Regions from separate parts of the Homo sapiens genome. Here region 1 is linked to region 2. A link is a loop called in an ENCODE intact Hi-C map of the cell type or tissue named here. Cell type or tissue: gastrocnemius medialis. All regions are shown on one strand. Each heading gives the region's core, and the rest is flanking DNA. Links, peaks and the distances in the headings are about the cores only.

Region 1 (5,387 bases), core at 307-5,306, 69 kb after region 2:
CCTGGAGAGGTAAATGAAGCTAACAACGAGGATTTGAATTCAGGAGGGTTGCCTTAGACTCTGGCTCTTAACCCCGGCAACAGTGCTTCTTAAACTCTGGTCCCAAGACTGCAGCATCTGCATCTCTTGAGACCTTGTTAGAAGTGCAAGTTCTTTGGCTCCATCCTATAGCCACAGAACCTTGGAGTGGCTTCAAGTGACTGATGTCTAAAGTTTGAGAAACATTGCATTACAGGATGCTACTTTTCCAGACTTGGTTCTTACATTCCATAAATATTTATCAAGTACTCAATAAGTGGCAGGGACTATTGGAGATACAGCAAAAGCAAAAATGCCTCCCCTCTGGCGGTTTACAGTTTAGAGAGTTTACAGACTCTAAAGAAAATTAAGTAATTCAAATACTAAAATACTAAGCTCTCTTATCTCAGGTTGGCAGATTACATTCTCAGTTAGTAAAAAAAAAAAAAAAAAAAAAAAAGATGCTAAACTTTAACACTAATAGCCAGAGGAAGGAACACCGCATAAAGGAGTTTAGAAGCTTACTTCAGGTGACACTACTGAGGTTGCAAACCCAGGTCTCTTGGTTCCTGATCTTAGCATCTCTCCTATGCTATGCTGAGCATGTTTTCCTCATCTCCTTTGCCCTGTAGCTTGTTAGGGGGAAAAAAACATGAGGTTTATAGACAGGCTGACCTGAGACCAAATCCCAGCTCTGCCACTTACTGATTTCATTGCACACAGATTGACATGAGGTTGGGGTTTGGGGGCAGAGTTGACAGTGGTTGGTAGAGGCAGAGCTGGAAATTCCAGTCCACAGTTCCTGCCAGCTCACAAAACTGGGAGAGATTCCAGTCTAGGGAAGGGATGTGAATGATGGGTGGTCAGGCTTTGTTGGTCCAGTGTCTGTCACTGCTCTTGGACTCACAAAACTTCCTGCTCTTCAACTTTGTGAGATTTTGAAACACAGTTTTCTCTCCTTCTCACTGCAGTATGCTTAGCCAGAGTCCTCAGAAGGAGCATAGATTTTGTGTGTGTATTAGATATGCTTCCAAATGTATAGCCACTGTGATCGAGTGTCACTGCCACTGGTTCAGAGTTTTCTGTTTCAGGGAAAGCCAGTAAAAACCTGACTTTTGGAAATTTCCGTTTATTGAAAAAGGCAGACAGCACCACTTTTGATAGTGTGCTTGTTAAAAGGCTTTAAGAAGAAGATATTTGACTGGCTAGCAGACATTTCACATAAGAGATGGTGTGTCACCAGATAAAGAGTAGAGGGGACTGGGGAGAATGGGATACCATGCAGTTATAACCCACTTTCCAGAGAACAGAATTCTGGTCCCTCGCCTTCTAAAACACTGGCAAAATAAGGAAGTAAGAAATGTGTTCTTTGCAGAACTAATAACTCAGAAAGCATACAAACAAGGGCCTGTTAGGAATGCACTCGCAAACTATGCTAATTCTGGTTTAACTCATGATTCTGACACATTGTCCTGGCCCCAGAGAAACTTGGGTAGCAAATTTGAAGGAGAAGAAGAAATATTGAAACTGGGGATTCTGAAGGCAACCAAATCTGAGTTTGGATCTCAACTTTACCAGTCAGATGCATGACCCTAATCGAGTGATTAAACACTGTGGACCTTTCCTCATTCGATCGTCTGTAAAACTGAAAAAAAAAAATTAGCACTTTATATCTTCCAGAGTTCTTGTGAAGCTAATGCATTGAAAGTACCCAGCAGATAACTGTACAATTGTTTCAGTGATGGTGAATAGCAACAAAACGGAAAGGTATCACTTACTGAGAGCTTCTTATGTGCCAGGTTGATCTAAGCATTTCATAGGTATCAATTTATTTAAATATCACTATTATTATTGGAGTTAGACTGTGTTATCTCCGTGTACTCTGGCAACTAGGAAGAGCTTTTAAATGTTTTTATGCAGAACTGGAAATGCACAAGCTTGTATTAATATGAAAATTGTGATTTAAATTAGAAAATTCTCAATATCTTAAATGAAAATTATTGCTCCAGGATGATAAACCAGGATGATCTGTGGATCCAGTTGTTACTTCCTGGGGGTAAACACACCATGGTTTGAGAATTACAGCCCTGCACTCCTCTTTTTATCTCACCTCTGCTGTTCAGGGGCTATTGTGGATGAGCTGGTGATGGTAAGAGGGGCAAGTGAGGAAGGGATATGCCCCATGACCTTGTCTCTTCCCCCTTCCCCTGCGAATTCTGGATCCCTGCCCACCTCCTCTTCAGCTCATCAGTAGTGACATGCCAATGTGGTAGGCAGCATAATGACCCTGCCCTAAAGATGTCCACATCCTAATCCCAGAAATATGTGAATGTTACCTTACATGGAAGAGAGGATTTTGCAGGTGTGATTAAATTAAGGGTCATGAGATGGGAAGATTATCTTGGATTAGTGGAGAGGGCTCAGTGTAATCACATGGGTCCCCACAACCGGGAGGCTGGAGGGTCAGAGTGAGAGTTGTGGCCACAGAAGCAGAAGTCAGAGTAATTTAGGGCCAGGAGCCAAGGAATGTGGGAAGCCTCTAGAAGCTGTAAAAGGCAAGGAATTAGATTCTCCCTCAGAGCTTCCAAAAGAAACCAGCCCTGCCAATACCTTGGTTTTAGTACAGTGAGACTAATTTTGGACTCCTGACTTTCAGAACTATAAGATAATAAATGTGGGTTGTTTTGTTACAGCAGCCATAGGAAACCAATATACTAGGATAGAGTAAGCCTAGATTTCCTCTGAAATGTGAACGAATTTTCTATCTATCTCTGTTGCAAAAGAGAGAAACTTTTATCCCTTTGAAAATTTCCCACTACAGCTTCAGAATAATCATGGGCTTGAGACATGATAGCGAGGGACCAATGTGAGAAAAGAAAGCAGTGACGGGGTGGACCTGCCCTTTGGATAATGTTTCCTAAAGTGACATTCAAGGAGATCGGCTTCCAGGGTTTATTCTGGCATGGTAGTTAAGCACATCTCCCTGTGACTTTGGAAATCTTTAGCCTCTTTTTGCCTCAGTTTCCTCATCTGTAAAATAAGGTTAATCACAGCATTCACCTCAAAGAGATGCTGTGTGTAATGTTTCATATAGTACATGCTACATGGCAAGCTTTATGTAAATGTTAGCTCTTATGAATAGCCATTATTTTAAAAAAGTGAAACAGAATTTATAGGGGGTCCAATATGTTTAGAACAGGATCCATTACATCAAACAGGCTTCTTTTCTGCAGGGTATCTCAGAATCTTTACTATGGTAATGTTCACTTTATACCTTAAAATTGGAGGGAAAATGCAGGAACATTTCTCAAACTTATTTAACCATAGAACCCTTTCTGATCTGTAACAATCTCAGCAAATCAGATTTATTGGTCATAGTATGAGAAACACTACCCTTAAAAGTTACACCAGGAAACCTTGGTTCACCTCTCTCCAACTCATAGTCCCTGTACCCAGCTTCTAGAGCCATCACCGAACTGGAGATTGGGGACCCCCATCAGAACAGTGCAAGGAGAAACATGTGCCTAGTATCAAAAGCTGAAGATTAGAGGCTTTTTTCCACGTTCACATTGTTCTAACATTGTATGTTATCATATCAGTTAGCTTGGCTCCTGGGGACTTGCCTGGGAACCTAGCATTGTTTCCATACCATGACACTTTAGCTCCAACCAGGCAACCTAGAAATAGTTTAGAATGTAATTCACAAGTTGGGGACCTGTACTTTAGCTTCAAAGTAATGCTGTTGATTTGTGAGCAGATAACCTAGAAATATATACATCAAAATGTTTATTTTACTCTTCAAATAAGCAATTTTCAAAAAAGAATTGTGTATTTTATAGGGTGGAAGTATAGCATCACTAAGTTGTATTCATTCTAGGGCGTATGTTTTTAAAAAAAAACTAGTGTCATTACTTTGCACAGGCATGCCTTGTGTAAATATAGGAAATCTAACTTCTGGGGAATTTCATTTCAAGAAATCAGACCTGGCTCACATAAAGATACCTTTCAAAAATGAAATATAGCAAATTTAGTCAAGCTTAGGCTGTTTTGTTTTGAAAGCTATAAAGAAGTAAACTATAACCTGCTTTATTTTTAGCAGACACCTCTAGAAAACCTTGCACAATGTTCTATTTATAAAACAGAGTCTGTTTTCATGCAAAGTTGCTTAGTAATAAGAGAAAAGAGCAAGACTGAGTATCGGAAAAATGAAATGTTTCTGTTTTCAAGATTCCTTGAATTCATCAGCATCTCTTTAAGACACAACAAAGCAATTGACCTGGTTTTAGTTTTGACTATGAGAGGTTACCTGGAGATTGATAAATTGGATTTTTTTTTTTTTTTTGAGACAGAATCCTGCTCTATCCCCCATGCTGGAGGGCAGTGGCGCGATCTCGGCTCCTTGAAACCTCTGCCTCCTGGGTTCAAGCAATTCTCATGCTTCAGCCTCCCAAGTAGCCAGGATTACAAGTGCCTGCCACCACACAGTTTTTGTATTTTTAGTAGAAATGGGGTTTTGCCATACTGGCCGGACTGGTCTTAAACTCCTGACCTCAGGTGATCCACCCACCTTGGCCTCCCAAAGTGCTGGAATTACAGGCGTGAGCCACCGTGCCCGGCTGAAAAAAAGTGGAATTTGAAATGAAAATGCAGTCTGTCTTTTATGAGTTATGCCACTGAGTAAGCGACAGAGGACCTAAATAATTATCAGGTCATTTCAATATCACATTATATAGAACATTTATAATTTCATCATCCTTTAAGGCATTAACAAAAAAACAAAACAAAACAGAAAACAACACAGAAGAAAACGTGGTTGAGTAAATTCAATGGCTATAGAAGATTCTAGAAAGTGAAAGTAATGACCCAATACAACTAGAATGTAGTGTAGGAAACAGGCAGTTTCCACCATCTGCTTTATCATTCTGATCAATTTTGTATCATGCTGTTTCCTAATCTTTACAATAACAATAAAACCAACATTTATTTAGGGGTTATTATGTGCCATGCACTCTGCTAGGAGCTTTATGTGGATTATTTCATTTAATGTTCCCAACAATGTGTCATTGCCATAGATAATATAATTATCTCCATCTTACAGATTGGGAAACAGATTCAGAGAGGTGCAGCAGCTTACTCAAGTTCACACCTTTGGAGGTGTTAAAGCTGGTTCAGACACAGGTCTGACTTCAGAGCTGCACTGTTAAGTGCTACCTAGTGTTAAGTGGAGCCAACAGTGAACCAACAGAGAATACACACACGCTGTGTGCCAGAGGCTCAATGTAGAGACAGAGGCTGGTCTCTAGTCTGCCTTTTTATCGTAATAATCCAGGAAAGCTTAGGAATCCCCCCCAACCCGCTGCAAAAAAAGC
Region 2 (5,387 bases), core at 213-5,212:
TAGATTGAAGGGTCTTTAGAAGCTAGTCTGATTGTTCAGATCGAATTTGTTGTATAAATCTTTCTTTATAAGCCAAGACCCTCATTTGTAAAGGAAAGTTTGGATAAAATAAACAGTGGAAGAGTCTACCTTATGATTCTTTTGTCCAGCCAGATGGCAATACTGGAATATAATTGGAGTTGCATTTAGGTGGACGGTTACCACTAGGGATTCCCATTTAGAACATGCCATGTTGATTTGGGTGGCAACTTAGAGATACTCGGTTGGGAAGCAAGGAGGATAGTGTCATTCATTTCTACTACCTTGTGGTTGTCTTAAAAATATATATAAGCGTGAATGAGTATGTGCGAGTGTGTACGTGTGTGTGTTTAGGTCACAAAAAGTTGTGTTGGAATAAGGCCATGGTTGAGGCAAGAATGCTTACAAATAAGGAGTTGCTGAGCAGCAATAAAATCTCTGGGCAGTTTTCGTGGTCTAAAAATTGTGGATATTAATGGCCTGCTTCCCCATCATTTGCACTTGTCAGTTGTTACCTGCCATCAGTGCAATGCAGTAGTGACTACTGTAAGGGATGGGGAGTGGACTTTTGTCTTCTTTGTGTGGACTAAGGTTTATCACATCTCCTGGTGCCTTGGGATTCTCTTTATGGAGGAGGCTGAAGCGGAGGAGGGAGCATTTCCGCTGTGGTGTCTTACACTGGTGCTCATTCCTGCAGTGGACCACCGGGCTTTCACTCCGCATCCCCTGCCTTCTCCTGGGTTTCTGGCTCAGCCCTGACATTATTGTAATATAGTTTTCTGTGTTTAATATTTCTTAGACCTGGTTTCCCATTGCAAGCATGGAAGAAACCCTAATGCATGAGTTTCAGAGGAGAAGGTAGCAGTCTGAACCTGCTGTGTGGCTCCATCAGCAAGTGTGAGTATTAACGTTAGAGCTGTCAGGACTTGTGAAAATTAATGGAGCCTGACGGGGGACAGACTGAGGTCAGAGACAGAGCTTGCCCTGACTGAATGTTTCTGGTGGTTTTGTAGCTGAGTCAAGTGAGTGCAAACTGTGGAGCCAAGGGGGATTTCTGGAGTATGCAGTGGGTACCAACTAAGTGCTAAGCATTCTTCTAGGTGCCAGGGGTACAGCAGCAAAAAGTTGGCTCTGCCTCCTCATAGCTTATAGAACCCCCTCCCCACCTCCAGGCTGGACTCAGGCCTTCTCTGCTATCAGCCCCCAGTAATTGCCAAGGAAGGAATTTAGATGAAATGTCTCCTTAGCCCATCCTGAGCCTCATAGTTCTTCCATGCTCCTAGCAGTTGGTATTACTTTTTTCCTTTCATCTTCCTGCAGAATTTTCTGCTTGGCCAGTTTTCAAGCCCAGGTTATTCTTATTCATTCCTCAGTGAAATAGAGAGGCTTCAAAAGTTTTAACATTTTCCCTGTTCCTGCTGGAGTTACAATATTAAACATATAATAATAATTTTAAATAGGAAAAATTTCCTCCTTCTGTGTGCCTTGGGTGAAACAAAGTAACTTTATATCACTGGCATTAGGGAACAGGGTTTTAAAACAGGCATCTGGCACTGCCCCATTGCAGGCAGGTTTCAGAAATGTGATCAAATTGTTGTATATCTCTTATTTAGAAACAGTCCTGTGATAACAGGTCTGACTATATATTTGTTTGATTCTTTTAAATCCCAACAAGTTAGCTTTTTTTTCTAGCACATTACCAAGGGAAAGTGAGCCTGAAGGCTGTGCCCTGTGAATTTGATTTTCCTGGGCACCTGGGAGCCATAGCAAGTTCTTCTTCTGTCCTGTCATCTCTGTTGTTTTTCCTCCTGCTATAGAATGAGCTTTACTGACTGTGAGTGCTATGCCCCAGACATTTTTGGTTTCCTTATATATTTTAAAAATCTATAATATGGGAGAATAGAGGGGAGAGGGCATAGGGATTGGCAGTCTTAAAATATGTCAGCTTTATGGAACTAGGTTTTCTTTTATACAGGAAAATGACAAGCCATGTTTGCTTTTGGAGGCTCTCTTTCACAAAGAACTACTGCTGAATGCTGGGGTTTTTCTCTTGGTTTTAGCAGGAGTAAATAGGAGATAGTAATCAATTAGCCTTGCTGACCAGATCTCTGATTTTAAAAAAAAGGGTGTGGAGAAAGGATATTTGGTGTTAACCACGACCTGATGATTGTGATCGACCCTGTTTTCCATATTCCCTGTTCATGGGGAATGAAGAGTATGAGGCAAGAGTTGTCTTCTGAAAGTTGGCAGGCTGTATTAGTCTGTTCTCATGCTGTTACTAAAGATATACCTGAGACTGGGTAATTTATAAAGGAGAGAGGTTTAATTGACTCATAGTTCAGCAAGGCTGGGTAGGCCTTAGGAAACTTATAATCATGGCGGAAGGGGAAGCCTACACGTCTTTCTTCACATGGCGGCAGCAAGCAGAAGTGCTGAGCAAAAGGAGGTAAAGCCCCTTATAAAACCATCAAATCTCGTGAGAACTTACTATCATGAGACCAGCATGAGGATAACCACCCTCATGATTCAATTACCTCCCACCAGATCCTTCCCACAACACGTGGGGATAACAGGAGCTACAATTCAAGATGAGATTTGGATGGGGACACAGCCAAACCATATCACAGGCAGATTCCTGGGAAAAGTAAATGTTCTGGAATTGACCTTGGATTTTGGTTTGACCTAAACTTGAATTTTCTAGAGGAATTCATTCTATAATGATTTATAGCAGAAAACCTGATTGCAGTTGTTTGATACTTATTTTTGAGGAACATTAACTTGTATTGAGGGAGAGGGGCAAGCTAGAGAGGAGATCACGTTTGGCCAGAGCAGTGCTTATATATGTTTATTTTAAAATGCTGATGCACATGTGCCCCCAGTCCCCTCATTGTTCTCTATTATCTTCCACCTAGTTCAGCTCAATTCACATTGTTTCTTTACCTCCCTAGTCCATGTAGGTGTTTGAATTTATTACCTCAGACCTCCATTTTCCTATCAAAATCTCATCCTCATAATTGTAGCAACAAGTTTTTAGATTCTGGGACCTCACATAAAGTTGGCCTTCTCTTCACTGGGTAGGCTCCCACATTCTCCTGGGAGCCTGTAGATAAGAAATTGTACCAACAGCTGCAGTAGCATTCGGGGAATGTTTTAATTAAGCCAGGATGTGTTTTAATTGTTACAGCATGAGGCTGACACTGCTTTATTTCCCATACAGGAGAAGTCTGTGATATAGCCAGAGAAGCATCTAGAATGGAGAGTTCTGTTTCGTGGGTACAAACTAAAAGGGCCATAAATGCTTAATATTAGATAAAAGGTTACTATAGATGGATAATGGCATGAGGAGGATTCATGTATGAGTAGGCCTTAAGTCAAACTTTATCAAGTTGTCACATATGTGGGGTCATCTGAAAACTACTGGTCTGGGAGCCAAAGAGCTAGATTCTGGCCCCACTTGTGGCCTGTGACTGCACTTAGTAAGTGGCAGCACCTCTCTGGCACTCAGTTTCTTCATCCATAAAATGGAATTGCATGAATCAGTGGTTTCCTCTTAATTTTTTTAAGCCAGGGTTAACTTTCTTAGAATGATGAAATCTTTCCCCAGATGGTAAAATCAAGGAAAGCATAGCTGCTCTGGTGAACCTCAGAGAAGGTCGTTCCCCTCTGCCCTTCTCCATCCCTGGGGAGGCTTCACGGAGCACAGCTTCAAACCACTAGATTGTCTTGGAGGACCCTTAGGGGTTCATGTGTTGTGATTCATCAGAGCCATTATAAGTGGCATGTTAAATGTCCAGAGTTTTATAAGGGAGTTATGCTGACTTTGACATAAGTTGCTATGTGTTTGTTTTAACATTGTTATAGAGTTCATCAGACATGTGCATAGCTGGAGATCTTAAACTTTTCATCTATTCCTTGCTGCATGCTCATAGAAGAATAACCCCACCTGATTCTAAGAAGAAATTCTGGATATTCTGCATGAGTAGTCACTCTTGAGAGAAACAGTCTGGATGCTATCTATTACAGGTTATACTAATCATTCATGAATGAGAGGCCACTCGGCACATTTTTTGGTATTTGATAAATACTGGAAGACAGAGATATCTGGATGAGAGAAGGAGGCAAAAAGTTGTGTGTTAAGGGAATACATTGTGCGAGGTTAGGATTATCTCAACAGAGGTGCTGTGTTTGCATTGTGTGCAGGTTGGAGACCTCATAGCCGCACTGACCTTCACTTTTAGATCCAAATGCTTATTGGCCCTAATAATACTTTTGTTAGTTTGAAAGACATGTTGGAACATGCCAGTTTCTGCCATGAGAAAAATCAAAATGTTCTTTTTCGTCTTCAGATGCTTTGCTTTGAGAGTAGTGACATTGTGCCTGGCATCAGGGAGTGGTCCAATTTGTGGATAAACCAATGATTTATTGATGGCGATTGGGAAAGATGGTCATGACAATAACATAACAACACAGCTAATGTCTGTTGAGTGAATATAGAGTGTCAGAAACTGTGCAGGTTGTTTATATGCAGGATGTTGTTTAATCCTCACCATACTTTAGAAGCAGTATTTTATTTTTACCCTATTTATATCTGAGAAAACTGTAGTTTAAAAAGAGTTGGAGATTAGTCGGCTAGACTGGATGTTGGGGAGAAGGAACAGGACACTTCATGCGGGCTTAAAGTTGGAAGAAAATGTGACATTGGCTTAAACCTTACCATAGCCCAAGATGACAACCCGAGTTCCTGGAATTCTATGGAAGTTACCAGGAAGTCTTGTGGAGGTTCATTCGTTCCTTCACTTACTCAACAAATCTGAGTTGTGTGTCTGCCATTTTGAAGATACGGGACTAGGTACTTTGGGTCAATAAGGAACAACAAGCCATGATCCATGTCTTCAAGTCTATGGGGATACAAGTCACATGCAAAAGCAAAACTCAAAAATGGAGTAATAATAGTGAACGTGCACTGATGGTTTACTCTGCACCATGCATGTGCTTTAGAGGCTAAATTTCATTTTATCTTTGCCAAAACTCATGAGGTAGGTGTTATTATCCCCATTTTGCTAGCACACTTTAGAGAACATAAGGAATCTCCAAGGTCATACAGCTAACATGTAGCAGAGACTACAGAGTCCCCATTCTTATCCCCATGCTGCGTCCACAGTTTAAATTGTAATAGTTTTAAAATCGAATCATTAGGAATAGAAATGTGAGAAGCACAGTAAGAAACTATTACATACTGCCCATAGAAGTAAAGATGAATAAGGAGAGTGTCATGGAATAAGCATGCAGATGAGATAGGATGCAAAGGAAGCTGAGGAAGAAGAGAGAGGAGAGGAAATATCAGAGAGGGAGGAGGAGAACTTGGAGAG

What was found. Hi-C counts contacts between places; a loop is a spot of excess contacts. Peaks named below come from ENCODE experiments on the same cell type or tissue, not always from the same donor. Only the 100,000 strongest peaks of a DNase experiment are listed, where the experiment ranks them.
Region 1: a loop joins it to region 2, with 2.6 times the contacts of the local background. A loop is called at or near these places in 1 of 110 quality-filtered maps.

What each region holds. Positions count from the first base shown.
Region 1 is chr11:30,431,142-30,436,528 of GRCh38, reverse strand. All of the region lies in intron 4 of MPPED2 (metallophosphoesterase domain containing 2), which reads left to right. Among named protein-coding and RNA genes, the nearest start is that of ARL14EP, 110 kb to the right of the region's middle. In gastrocnemius medialis, for the core only: no CTCF peak of the experiment used is centred there; a DNase peak (open chromatin) is centred at 2,474; H3K27ac peaks cover 2,858 bases.
Region 2 is chr11:30,500,264-30,505,650 of GRCh38, reverse strand. All of the region lies in intron 3 of MPPED2 (metallophosphoesterase domain containing 2), which reads left to right. Among named protein-coding and RNA genes, the nearest start is that of MPPED2-AS1, 81 kb to the left of the region's middle. In gastrocnemius medialis, for the core only: no CTCF peak of the experiment used is centred there; no DNase peak of the experiment used is centred there; H3K27ac peaks cover 1,663 bases.